Linked DNA regions of Homo sapiens: region 1 is linked to region 2. Evidence: chromatin contacts called from ENCODE Hi-C or POLR2A ChIA-PET data. All regions are on one chromosome and are shown on one strand. The core of a region is the stretch at or near the end of the contact, and the rest is flanking DNA. Distances in the headings are between cores, read along the strand shown. Region 1 overlaps RBM20 (RNA binding motif protein 20). Region 2 overlaps RBM20 (RNA binding motif protein 20).

What was found. A loop is a pair of places that touch in the nucleus more often than their neighbours do. ChIA-PET counts read pairs that join two places held with the same protein, here RNA polymerase II (POLR2A). Pooled maps may share reads with other maps.
Region 1: a pooled map shows a loop between it and region 2 (9-fold over the local background). The contact joins two enhancer-like sites. A Hi-C loop is called at or near these places in 1 of 37 single-sample maps with no recorded cell type and 4 of 50 pooled maps. POLR2A ChIA-PET finds 5 or more read pairs at or near these places in 4 of 52 experiments (BJ, OCI-LY7, WTC11 and 1 more).

The regions. Positions count from the first base shown.
Region 1 is chr10:110,798,323-110,804,498 of GRCh38, forward strand. It overlaps RBM20 (RNA binding motif protein 20), which reads left to right. Exons shown (of 14, transcript NM_001134363.3): 7 at 1,465-1,596. Among named protein-coding and RNA genes, the nearest start is that of PDCD4-AS1, 69 kb to the right of the region's middle. Within about 2 kb of position 4,474, at least 22 of the 41 ENCODE cell types and tissues checked have a DNase peak (open chromatin) inside an H3K27ac peak, as active enhancers do; they include OCI-LY7, where a contact is called at or near this core.
Region 2 is chr10:110,670,242-110,676,960 of GRCh38, forward strand. The region is part of intron 1 of RBM20 (RNA binding motif protein 20); the gene reads left to right. Among named protein-coding and RNA genes, the nearest start is that of RBM20, 29 kb to the left of the region's middle. RefSeq lists an enhancer at 2,265-2,554. Within about 2 kb of position 1,995, at least 25 of the 41 ENCODE cell types and tissues checked have a DNase peak (open chromatin) inside an H3K27ac peak, as active enhancers do; they include OCI-LY7, where a contact is called at or near this core.

The sequences.
Region 1 (6,176 bases), core at 3,224-5,723, 130 kb after region 2:
GGCATAGGAAAAATTCTTTTCTTAAAGAAGGCTGAACTTTGGAGACTCATAGCCACATCAGGTCATTAAGCTATCTCTCTCCATCAACCTGGAGTGAGACTACTCACTTGTCTCTGTTCCTACTTCTCAGAAATTCTATTTTGGGTAAATGCACAGAATTCAGCTTGTAACATTGATGTGGTGAGAGTCCCTAGATTAGTATTATTCCCATTTGACAAGTGAGAGCTAGAGGTGCTAAAGTGTTTATCAAGAAAAAGGCACTGAGAAAGCTGGGTGGCAGAATGTGAAATAAAACCCTAAAGAATCTTGACTTCTTAGTCGCCCACGCTAATGCCATAGACTATGACAGCATGGAGAAAAGCTGTGCATCTGAAATTCAGAAATAAATATGAGAGAAGGAAGAGAATGAGCTTGTTTAGATCATTTAGTTTAAGGAAATGAGAGAGTCAGGGGCTCACAGTGAGGGCTTCCCTGTCACCGACCCCTTTTCCCCTGCAGCATTGAGGAATCAGGATCAGTATATTGTCAGTATAGTACAAACCAAACAAATCCAAAAAACAATAGCAGCAACAAATTCACCACACCAACTACTGGGGTAAACTGATGCACAGTCAAAACGGTCTCTTTGGAACTCTCAGTAGACACAGGTTTAGTGGAAAAGCCCATTTGTCTGTGTTTTATCAGAGCAGTTAAATAAAGAAGAAAGATGCTGTGGAAACATAATCGGGAAGTTTTCCTTTTTCTTTAACTCACAACAACATGGCCTTCCTTCAAGCCTAGGGGTTTGTGAGTTCCTGAATTTTTTTATAAGGAAAGTAGAACTCAAATAACCAAAGCTTGTGTCTCTTGCTGTCACCATCACCACCAGAGAGCAAGTTTTATAGGGATCAGCTCAAGGCCACATATGCAACTGCCCCTCCAGGGAAATGTGGGTTAGTGGGCTCTTCCATCTCAGAGGTATTCCATGGCATGATGTAGCCCAGGACAGACATACATAATTAATAACAATGTCTGGTAACCCTGGGGATCAGGAAAGGGCCATCTTATAATGAGCTCTTTTGGTGATGTTTATAAAAAGGTCTCTTTGAACAGATGGGATCAAAGAGATCTCTTCCTTGTGCTGACTTTTTTTCCTTTTAAGTGAGGTATAAAACACATACTCTACAGTGCATAATGTACACTCATCCTAAGTGTACAATTCCATTAATCGGTTACATGTGTACACCCATATAATTAACACCCAGGTAAAGATATAGAGCATTTCCAGAATGTCAGGTTTCCTTATGCTTCTTCTCCATCAGTTCCCCATCCCCACCTGAGAGAGAAGCTCAATGCTAACTCCTGTCACCGTTGATTAGTTTTGCCTGTTCTTGAACTTCATAGACGTGGAATCATGCCTTGTGCTGAATCTTGTTTAAGACCATTAAAGTCAAGTCCAGTGAGTGTCCTTCCTTTCTTTCTTAGGCCTTTTTAGAGATGGCTTACACAGAAGCTGCACAGGCCATGGTCCAGTATTATCAAGAAAAATCTGCTGTGATCAATGGTGAGAAGTTGCTCATTCGGATGTCCAAGAGATACAAGGAATTGCAGCTCAAGGTAAAGCATTATCTTGCTCATTCAGTCATTCAACAAGCACCAGATGAGTTTCTCCTCCGTGTTAGGCACTGACCTAAACGCTGGTGGAAAGGAGAGGATAGGAAAAGATTCAGAAATTACACACTGCCTTTGAGGATCTCGAGGCAAACCATTGCAGCATGGCAAGAAAAGTGCTCTTGAGGTAAATACAAAGTGCAAAGAGACGCCTGAGACTACCTGGGAGCCAAGGAAAGTTTTCCAGAAGAAGATGTTCACAGGGGAACTTTTAAAGGAGGAAGTCAGAAGGGAAAGGTGCTGAGAGTTCCAGGCATAAACCCTTGAATACAACCTTCTCTCCCTATACAGACCTTCAGTAACATTTTCTTCTTCTGTCACCCCCTTGATCTCTTGTTCTCTTCTCTCTCCTTCATATTTACGTCTTAAGCCTCATAGAAGTCCTTCTAAGCAGCCCTTGGCTGAATTGGCCACTGTCAGAACTCAGGGATGCATTCAAATAGTTCCAAACCAGGGTTTGCTTTTGTTTTAGCTGATCTACGTTTCTTTCTTTTCTTTCCTTCTTTTTTGTTTTATTGTGAAGTATAACAGAACACACAGAAAAATGGCTGATTATATATTGTATGGTTTAAAAAGTAATAATGGGTGAGATCTCACAAATCCCGTAAAACCACCACCAAAGTCAAGAAATAGAATATGGACAGCATCCAGAAGCTCCCGTGAGTCCCTCCTCCTGTTCAACCCCTCCCTCTCTACTCTCCTGACTTCAATGATAATCATATCTGTGCTTTTCCTTATAGTTCTATCACCTGTATATGCCTCCCTAAACATTATGGTTTAGTTTTGCCTGTTTTTGAACTTTATATAAATGGAATTATGCTGTGTTCTTACAGATCTTGCTTCTTTCATTCAACATGATGCCATCCATGTTGTTGGGCATGTCTATTTATTTTCATTGTTATATACATTTCCATTGTATGGCTATACAGTTTATCCATTCTACTGTTGATGGACATTTGAGTTGTTTTAGGGACAAGGCTAATCTGAACCTTCTCAAACATGTCATCCTGGTATATATGCACTTGAGCATATAACTAGAGGTACATACATAACTAAGATTGAGATAGCTGCATCATAAGGCATGCTTACCTCAACTTTCCTAGATGATAGCAAGCTCTTTCCAAAATTAGTTGTCTCAAATTTATACTCCTACTAGTAGTGTATTAGAGTTTTCGGCCGGGCGTGGTGGCTCACCCCTGTAATCCCAGCACTTTGGGAGACCAAGGTGGGTGGATCACGAGGTCAGGGGTTCAAGAGCAGCCTGGCCAACATGGTGAAACCCCGTCTCTACTAAAAATACAAAAATTAGCCAGGCGTGGTGGCAGGCGCCTGTAATCTCAGCTACTCGGGAGGCTGAGGCAGGAGAATCGCTTTAACCTGGGAGGCAGAGGTTGCAGTGAGCCAAGATTGTGCCACTGCACTCTAGCCTGGGCAACAAAAGTGAAACTCCGTCTCAAAAAAAAAAAAAAAGTTTTCAATGGTCCACATTCTTGCTAACACATTGTCTTGTCCAACTTTTAAATTTTTGCCTGTCGTGGGAGAGTATCATGGTTTATCACAGTTTTGTTTTGTTTTGTTTTTGAGACGGAGTCTTGCTCTGTCACCAGGCTGGAGCGCAGTGGTGCAATTTTGGCTCACTGCAATCTCCACCTCCCAGGTTCAAGCAATTCTCCTTCCCCACCTCCCGAGTAGCTGGGACTACAGGCACACACCACCATGCCTGGCTACTTTTTTTTTTTTTTTTTTTGTATTTTAATAGAGACAGGGTTTCGCCATATTGGCCAGGATGGTCTCAATATCCTGACCTTATGATCTGCCCGCCTCAGCCTCCCAAAGTGCTGGGATTACAAGCGTGAACCACCGTGCCTGGCCAGTTTATCACAGTTTTATATTTTATTCCCCTAATTGCGCATGGAGATTGAGCACTTTTTCATCTGTTTGTTGGCTGTTCCATCTGGATCTTCTCTGATGGGCTGTTTCTTTTCAGGTCATCTGCCCATGCTTTTCTTTTGCATTGTGTCTTCTTATTGGTTTGCAGGAGTTCTCTTAACTGGAGCACGTAGTCTATTTGGATTTCTTGTAATTAATGCTGTATTAGTGTTTGAATCTACCCTCTTATTTTGTGCTTTCTACTGTTCCATTTAATAGGGATTTTCCCGTTCACTTTAGCTCATTCCACATTGACTTAGGGTCCATTTTGTCTAAGACCCACAGGCCTTAATCCACCTTCAAGGTTGAAGTTAGAAGACAAAGGCTTAGTGGATGTTTCTGGCTAGGACTGGCATTCTGACAAGTCTCCATATGTAGATGGGCACTGTGTCAACCAGCTTCCAGAGTCCTGAATCTGCTTTGCTTGCATCATTGCCTCTGAAATTCCTTTACTAACAGTTCTCCTTCAGGCAGAACCTGGCTTTTTTTTTTTTTTTTTTCCTAATAAAAGTATATTGCTTCTTTCAGACAAGTAAGCATCCCACCCCATTCTATATCCAACCAAAGTTCCTGGTCTCCTGGATTCTTCCCTGGGGGCTGGAATTGAATTTCTACACTAAGTTCCCAGTAGAGCTTTGGTCTCCAAATGAGATGTTGTCATAAGTTTCTAATTAGGATTAACGGCAGTAATTGGCTTCTTAAATTAAAGTACCAAAGCATAGCAATACCTTCCTGAGGGAGATAGTTTGGGGTGGTGCAAAAAACATGGGTTAAAGAGGTCAGATGGTCGAGTTTTGCTTTCAGCAAATGTGCACTGAGTGCTCACCGTGGGTGGAACTGGGCCAGGTGCCATGGAGGGAGAAGTAGCAAGCTGGCGAGGAGCTCAGTCTGGTGGGAGAAAAAGCAAATAAACAAAGAACCACTGACAACCATGTGACCTATCCTAGATTGGAAGATGGTGATGTCAGCCTGGGCTCTACCGCTTCCTGCTTTAGTGAGCTTAGAAAAGTTGCTTAACCTCTGTGAACCTCAGTTTACAGATCAGGAAAGGACTATACTTTGAGTTATTTGGCTTTAAGTATTTTTTTTCATACATTATCTTTTCAGTCTCGTAATCACTGTACCCTGTGAAGTGTGTAGGGTGTATAATAGCAGTAATTATAAGAGTACAACAATAACAATAATGTATACCTTTAATTGAGTCCCGGTACTCTGGGGCAAAGAAGTTTACATACATTATTTAATCCTGACATCAGTCCTGTTAGACAGGTATTATTATCTCAGTTTTACAGATGAGGAATCTGAAGCTAATAGAAATTCAGGAACTTGCCCAGGATTGTACTTAGCTACTGGAAGAGCTATGATTAAAACTTAGTGCTGTTTTGGTTTTGCACTAAAGCTGCATTGTTATAGTGTGTTATCATGATCTCTGTTGTCTATGTGAAAAAAACCTGAGAAATCAGGTAATTTGCTTATAGTCACCCAGCCAAGAAGCCGCAGAGATAGTATTCTAACAGAGCTTCTCAAGCTTCAGTGTGCATACAGATCACTTGGTGATGTTGTGAAAACTCACTTTGATTCAGCATATCTAGGGTAGTGCTGTTATTGCGTATTTCTAACGAGGTCCCAGGAGATGCTGCTGCTGGTGGTCCTCGGAGAACACTTTGAATAGAAAGGGCGCAGAACACATTATTTTCTGATCTTTAGCAGGGCTTTTCTGCTCCCCAAGCTGCCATATTCCCTCTTAAGGCATTGTGAAGGTCGCATGGAATAACAGATGTGAAAACAACTTAATGTATGTCTCAACTACATAGTAATGCATGCTTTATGGTCCCTATGTTGATATGAATCAGCTGCCACTCTGTCTGCACGTAACAGAAATTCATCTCCATTAAGCCTGTTGGCTTAAGCAAAAAAAAAAAAAAAAAAAAAAAAAAAGAATTTATGGATGCATGTAAATGAAACGTCCAGGAGTAGATCTGGCTGCAGGTGCGGCTGGATTCAGGACCCAGAGACCCTCATTAGGACTTGGTTTCTCTCCACGCTGCCTTCTGCTCTTTTGGCTTTGTTTACTGGGGGCTCCCTGGGATGGGCCGTAGCAGCCCAGGCTCTCTCCTCTAGGTGGCATGATGGCTACAGTGACCTCAGCAGCTCTTTCTCCCCCTTCCCTTTCCTTCAACAAGAGAAAGCCAGAGTTTTTTCCTAGAAGCTCCCACAAAAGTCCTGAGACTTTTGAGAGAGAGTCGCTCTGACTGGACTAGCTTAGCACAGGTGCACATTCCTGAATTGATCTCTGGCCAGGGCTAGGCCATGCTGTGATTGGCTGGACCTGTGTCATCTGCTACATCCTCAGAGCTGGGACAGAGACCCACCTAGAGCTCTGGAGCAAGATGAGGGAGGAACAGCTGCTATCAGGAGGAGGGAGAGTGGCTACCGGGAAGGTAGAGGGCAAACACTGTATCCATGTGTGTCTCTGGGCCAAAGGGGCTGCATATGAGGTCCCACCAGGGTTTGCAGAGGTGGGGAGAAATTCTGATTGCTCTTTCTCCTCTAACTTTATCTTTTGCTCACCAGGTAAAGTATAGGGAGAGAAGGGA
Region 2 (6,719 bases), core at 745-3,244:
CTTGATTTCCTAGGGAGTCTAAAAGTTTCACACCTTGGAGTTTTAGAGTAGATTCAAGAAATGATCTAGCTCACTCTTGTCTCTTTCCCAGGGACTGTTGGTTGATATCTGGCACAGACAGATAGGAAGTGAAGAATGTGGCACATCCTTAGACTGCCCGTTGGTGAGATCTGAAACTAAGTTTCTCATGACTGGACTGTATTTCTTTAGCTGCTGGGTGTGAAAAGCCCCAGACATTGGCTTCTGCTTCTTTCACCATCATTATGATTTGTGGGCATTGATGCTAGGCCTGGAATCCCTGCAGCATTCATCTCTGCTGGGGTTCTCTAATACAGCGGCTGAGAACGGTGCTAATTCCAGCTGCCAGCATGATCCTCCTTCCCTGGCAAGAGGGAGCCCCGCTCAGAGAACATTTAAATACCGTAGAACCATCCCTGTTACAGGTTTCCTTTGGGATGCTCTTGACGCAGGAAATATGGCTTATTCTCATAAATACTTTGAGATGTACTTCAGTTTCTCCAAACTTTATGCATAACAACACGACTGTAACAACAAAAAGGGAAATTCTTGAAAGAAAAAATATTAGCAGTAATCTCTTTGTCAGATTGTTATTTTTCTCTTTTGTGTTCCTTCCTTTTATTTTTGGTCATGTGCATATATTTTAAAGTATCACACATGGTTTTACATTCTATTTTCCTGTTAACATTATGATGTAAAAAGACTTTTCTTGCAGTTGCATCCTCTTCATAATTTAATTTTTCATGATGGCATTGGCGCTGCCAAAGAAAGTCACTTTCCCATGCCAGGAGAAAAGACCATCTCTCCTGTGGCTGCCTCGAAGCCCCCAGGCCTAGAAACGTCTCCAATCAGGAAACAGAAGCCTCCAGTGGATCATCTTCAGGGATCGCTGGAGAACCACGTGGGCATGTACACATACCTCCTCACTGAGCTGACTTACCCAAAGTTATTATTCACCTACTGATGGACAATGATGGTTCTAGTTTTTCTGTCTTATCAATACTATAGTAATGGCTTTCTTCATGCATGTCATTTTGGAATATTTTCTCAGAATGGGATTATTATTTCTAAGCGTATGAATATTTTTATTGCTTTTGATATATTAGCCACATTGCTTTACAATAAAGTTGTACCTGTTTAAAAAGTTAGCAGTAACATAGGAGGATATTGGTCTCACAATAACTAAGCGGAACCACTCTGCCCAGCTTTGAATTCCAGCTTGACACTTGGCATTTACCAGCTGTGTGAACTTCTGCAAAGTATTTAACCTACCTGTGCCTCAGTTACTGCCTCTTTAAAGTGGGAGTGACACAGTACCCACCTCATAGGTCTATTATTGGGAATGAGTATTTGTATATTGCTCAGAACAGTGTCTACCAAAGTATTATGCATTGTGCGCTCGTGAAACAAACACCTCTCCAGCTCAAGATTTTTTTTAAAAAACTAATTTAATAGAAGTAAAATGACACTGTTTAAGATATATATATATATGTATATATATCGACATGCTTATTAACCGTATTTACAAGAAACACTCCCTTTAAATCTCTTTATTGGTAAAGATATCTTTTAAAATGTTAATTTACAGAAGAGATCCATTCTGGTGTGATTATTGATATTATGTAGGAATTCTTTTTCAGCTTTTACAGAGTTGCTATCCCTTTAGGGTGGAGTCTCATCACCAAAATATCACCTGGGACCCGAGGTGCTGAGGCTCATAATCAGCCACTTAGCTCTGAAGACTTCAAATTCACCCCAGAGGGACAAACTTAGGGGGTATTTTAGGGCCCTATTAGGGACTCTTCTTCCTATCTTGTCCGATGACGGCTCTCGGAGGCTCCTGGTTTTGATGTCTGGCATTGCTTTTACCCGGTGGGCTTCAGGGAGCCGTCCCTGCCGCGCTTTGCGTTTCTCCGCGCACTTGGACAGGGTTCTGCCACGAGGGAGGCGATGCCTGGCGCCGCGGGTGGGGGCAGTGGTGAGACTTCGGCCCCTGGTGGCCGGAGAGGTCGCAGCACTTGTCAGTTTATGGCTCCCTCGGCTTTCCCCTTCTTAATCCGCTTTCTGCTGAGCTCTCCGAATAATTCAACCCTCGTGTTTGAAAACTAGAAGCCTGAGAGGTCTCAGCGAGACAGTCAAAGGGGAGGCTCCCCTCGCCGAGTGTCACCCGGGACCCTGCGTCCCCGCTCTGCAGAGACCTTCTCTCCGGGCTGCTGCCGTCCTCCCTCGCCCGGCGGAGCTTCCGTGATCGTCAGCCAAAGCCCCCGGGGCGGTGCGCCGCAGGCGGTCTTCCCGGGTGTTCGCGGAAGCTGCGCGCTCGCGCCCCCACGGTTCTCCAGCGACCCCTGAAGATGCTTCCGTCCGCGGATAGGGGACGTTTCAGACCTGGGGTGGGCACAGCGGTCCCCGGTGAGATGGTCTTTTCTCCTGGAGTGGGAAGGCAACTTTCTTTTGGAGTGCCAGTGCCCCCAGAGTGCTAGGTTGTACCGTGGACTTGTACTTGAGTTTTTCAAATAAAGCTTGACACATACTTAGTATAGAGCAGTAGAAAGCAGGGAGGAAAAACTCGTCATGGGTCCACTATCTAAAATCAACTGATATTTGGAATAGTTCCTTTGCTTTTTTGTCTATACATACGTTAGATTTATTTTTTCTAGTTTTTAATTGTACTATGAAGCTCAACTTTGAACTTTGCATTTTTTCTCTTATTATTATTTTACAAACATACATACTGGCTGCATAATATTCTGTCATGCCATATACAGCCACTCTACTTTTGAATATTTAGGTGTTTTTTTATTTTCATTAAAAAATTCTGCAGTAAACATCTTTCTGGCTAAAACTTGTTTCCGTATTAGGTTATAGTCTCATTATCATAGGGCAGAGTGAGAATGTTTTTAAGGTTCTTGATACATATTCCTGAATGGCTTTTCTTTCTTTTTTCTTTTTTCTTTTTTTTTCCTTTTTTCTGAGACGGAGTCTTGTTCTGTTGCCCAGGCTGGAGTACCATGGTGCAATCTCAGCTCACAGCAACCTCTGCTTCTTGGGTTCGAGCAATTCTCCTGCCTCAGCTTCCCAAGTAGCTGGGATTACAGGCACACACCACCATGCCTGGCTAATTTTTTTATTTTTAGTAGAGACAGGGTTTCACTATGTTGGCCAGGCTGGTCTCAAACTCCTGACCTCGTGATCCACCCAGCTCGGCCTCCCAAAGTGCTGGGATCACAGGCGTGAGCCACCATGCCCAGCATCCAAATGGCTTTTCAAAAAATTTGTATAAATGTTTACTCCTGCTAGCTGTGCTTAAGTGTTTATTTCCGGCCAGCCTCACCAGCACCAGGAATTATGAGAATACTCTTAAGATAATGTCACTAAGGCCACAGGCGAGGAGAGCTTAGAAGGTACTGGCTGCTGAAGTCTGTGTGATCTGAAACCTAGATGTATATTCTGCAATCTGCTTGTTTCCAACTCCCCACATTCTGAGGACAGTGGCCTATATTGAAACTGGAGGAATGAGGTTTACTTGTGTTTCAGGGATTGAAGTGGTACTAGAGGTTGTGTTGGATTGCTAAGTTCAGAGAGCCATCAGAAATTGTTATGAGCTTGAGTCACATAAAAATGGAATATCCTTTACTGTGGGTGGCATAGCTTTTTAGGGTTGGCTTCCTAAACATTTTGGGGAGAATGAATCTACCAGCAGAGAAGCTTTCCTTTGGCAGTCTGAGGGTGTATCTTCCTGAGGCAAGGCCAGACTTGAGGATATTCTAATCCTCCTTCCTGCATTTTTATATTGCAATTTCTTGCCAAACTTGCTGCCTGAAGAGAGACGATATCTCTTTAAGGGTGCATTTTAGTTCATTTGTGTGTCAGGTGGGTGGGAAGTAATATAAAACTCATTTATGGCTACTCAGTCTGCAAACATATTGGAAGGAAGGGCTGGGCTTTAATATCTGTGTAGGATGGAAGTCATTTTTGAGTTATAGTCAATTCTTATGTTCTGTAAAATCCATTAGAAAACCTGTACCCGTATCAGTTCACATATTCTGCACCTGGCTCTCCTGTTCATGGGGAATTGCTTACAACAGGGAACTCTTAAAACCAAGACTGCTGTTTTTGCCCCACTACTTTCAGGTTAGAGCAGGATTCCAGTGTCCTGAAGTTTAAACACATTCTGAGCATCCTCTGAGAATCATTCCCAATTCCAAGCCCATTTCCAGACGATGAGCAGACTTGAATTACATAACCTGTAGCTGCACATTTTTGTCGTGACCACGCAAGCTCAATAATGTCTCCCAAGTCTTGTAGATCACTTTGAAGCTCACTGGATTAATGGTGTTGAATCTGTTTAATCCAAATAATTTGAATTGCATCAGGAAACCTGCATATTAACAAGCTGGTAATAAGTGCAGGCGTTAAGATTGATCACTGCTTAAGTCTTCAAGATCACATACAAGGTCTGGTGTTTTTGAGGCTGTCGATGTACTATATTTTTTAGATTCTTTCTTGATTTCATTCTGCACTCTTGACATTTAAAATAATTTAAATCAATAACTTCAGAATTCTCCCACCGGAGGATATGCCTATTTGATGTGATTGTGTGTCTGTGTGTGTGCACACACTAGCTCTGTATTATTGCCTATGGAGGACATAGAAATATATCATATACTGTCCTCAAGGAGCTTGCAACCAAGTTGTGGGGATAAGGCAAACAAAGTCAAAATATCTAATACACGTTCCAAGGCAGGATGCAATTCTGTATCCATGGTACATTGCTGATTGCTGATGATGCTCTAAATGCTGACTCTAAATGGTGGACTGCAATTTGTCTGGAAGAAGAACAATGGATCATCTGTGTTTGGGGGAGACTTCATGGAGGTGGGATTTGGGGGAGCCTTGAAGAAGTGAGCAAGTTTTGGATAGGTGGAAGTGAACTTACTGGCTATACCCGGAAAAGAGCAGGATGGGAATAAAGGAAAAGAGAGCCTGTTTTGGTGAATAAGTTTAATATTGAATTGTGATAGTCAAAAAAATAGGTAGGATGATGGGCTAGGTTTGGGAGGAGGCTCCAAAGTTAAGAAGCGAGGCTTATCCTTGAGATCATGGCCTTTACCACAACCAGCACCATCATCATTATGAGCAGCTGTGTCTTGCATTCTTATAATGTGGTTCTGAGGACTTTACATGTAGTATCTTATTTAATCCCCAAACAACCTTATGGAACAGATAACAATTGTTATGTCCACTTTATAGCAGAGGAACTGGGATATAAAGAAGTCAACCAACTTCCAGCGGGTAAGGTATGTGGGCAAGCAGGGGTTCAGATGAACTGAATCAGGCAGCTTGCTTTCAGAGTCTGTTCTTCACCACTGTATAATACTGTCTCTTGGTGCTTGTTGAAAGCCCCTGTTGAGATTAACATAGTCCCCCTCAAGTTCTAAGGGAGCCCCGCCTTTCAAGTCAGACAGACCTGGGCTCACATTCTGGCTCTACCACTTACCAGCTGTGACCTTGGAAATTACTTCTCTGAGCCTTGATTTGCTCATTTATGAAAAAGGAAGAATATTTACCTCAGGTTGTTGGGAGCATTAAATGTGATAATATATATAATCATTTAGCAGAATGCCTAGCAGAGAGTAAGCAGGCAGGAAATGATAGCTGCTATGGCTTATATTTCACAGATATATGTAGGGTTATAATGCAGTCTCTGAGAATGAGAAGCAGTGAGGGTGGACATGATTTAGGTAGAGTTTACTTGGTAGTCACCTGCAATGATAATTAGCTAACGGATAGTGGGCGCTGGATTTCTTCTTCTGGAGCATCCCAGGAATGGACTATGAATTCCAGATGTGGTTCTGCTTTGCTCCAAGAACTGACTGCATTTCCTTTTGTCTTCTAAAACCCAGAGGGTGAAACCAGGACATTTCCATTGTACTGAAATTTGGCATAAAATCTGGTGCCAATTGTACATCCCAGGGGCTGAAATCAGGATATGCTGAAATTCCCAGTGTCCTCGCTCTGCTGGTTCCCACTTCCTGACGGCGCTGACAGATAAGTGCCCTGCATCTCACAGAGAGAGAAAAATAGATATTTGGAAGTGGTATCTTTTATTGCCTATAAAGTTAAACAATGCACGAAACAATTATAACCAAGGCAGAGACGTTTAGACAACATGCATAAAAGGAAAAAAACAGTGGAAGAGAAACTTTGCTCTAAGATGAAATGCTAATTCTAACTATCGCTCTCAGAATTTATGGGGCAACATCACTTAGTACTTCTTACACTTGCGTTCCTGCACATTTCAAACTGTTCATATGGTAGTTTTTCTTCTGTATGACATTCTGCAATTGTAGAGTTTTTCTTTATATTACTTCATTCACAAATTTCAAAATTCACAAAGTGTCTATCAATTAGGAAGAACAACTTCTTGTACTTTTCTGATTTGCAGTCTCCTTGGTTGTGACAAACCTATTTGTTCTTGTCCCTGTATCGTTGATATAATCCAACTTGGCTTCTTTGGAAGCAACAAATGCTATTTTTTTTGCTTCAAATCCAATATTGGTTTTTAAATTTGTGGATGCAAGAGGCTATAAAGAGGTTTAAAATATATGTAGCTTGAAAATATTAATGTTTTTAAAAAATCTCAGAGTCACTTTAGAATTTTAAAATTTTCAAGTAAGGCTGCAATCAGATAGATACTTGTA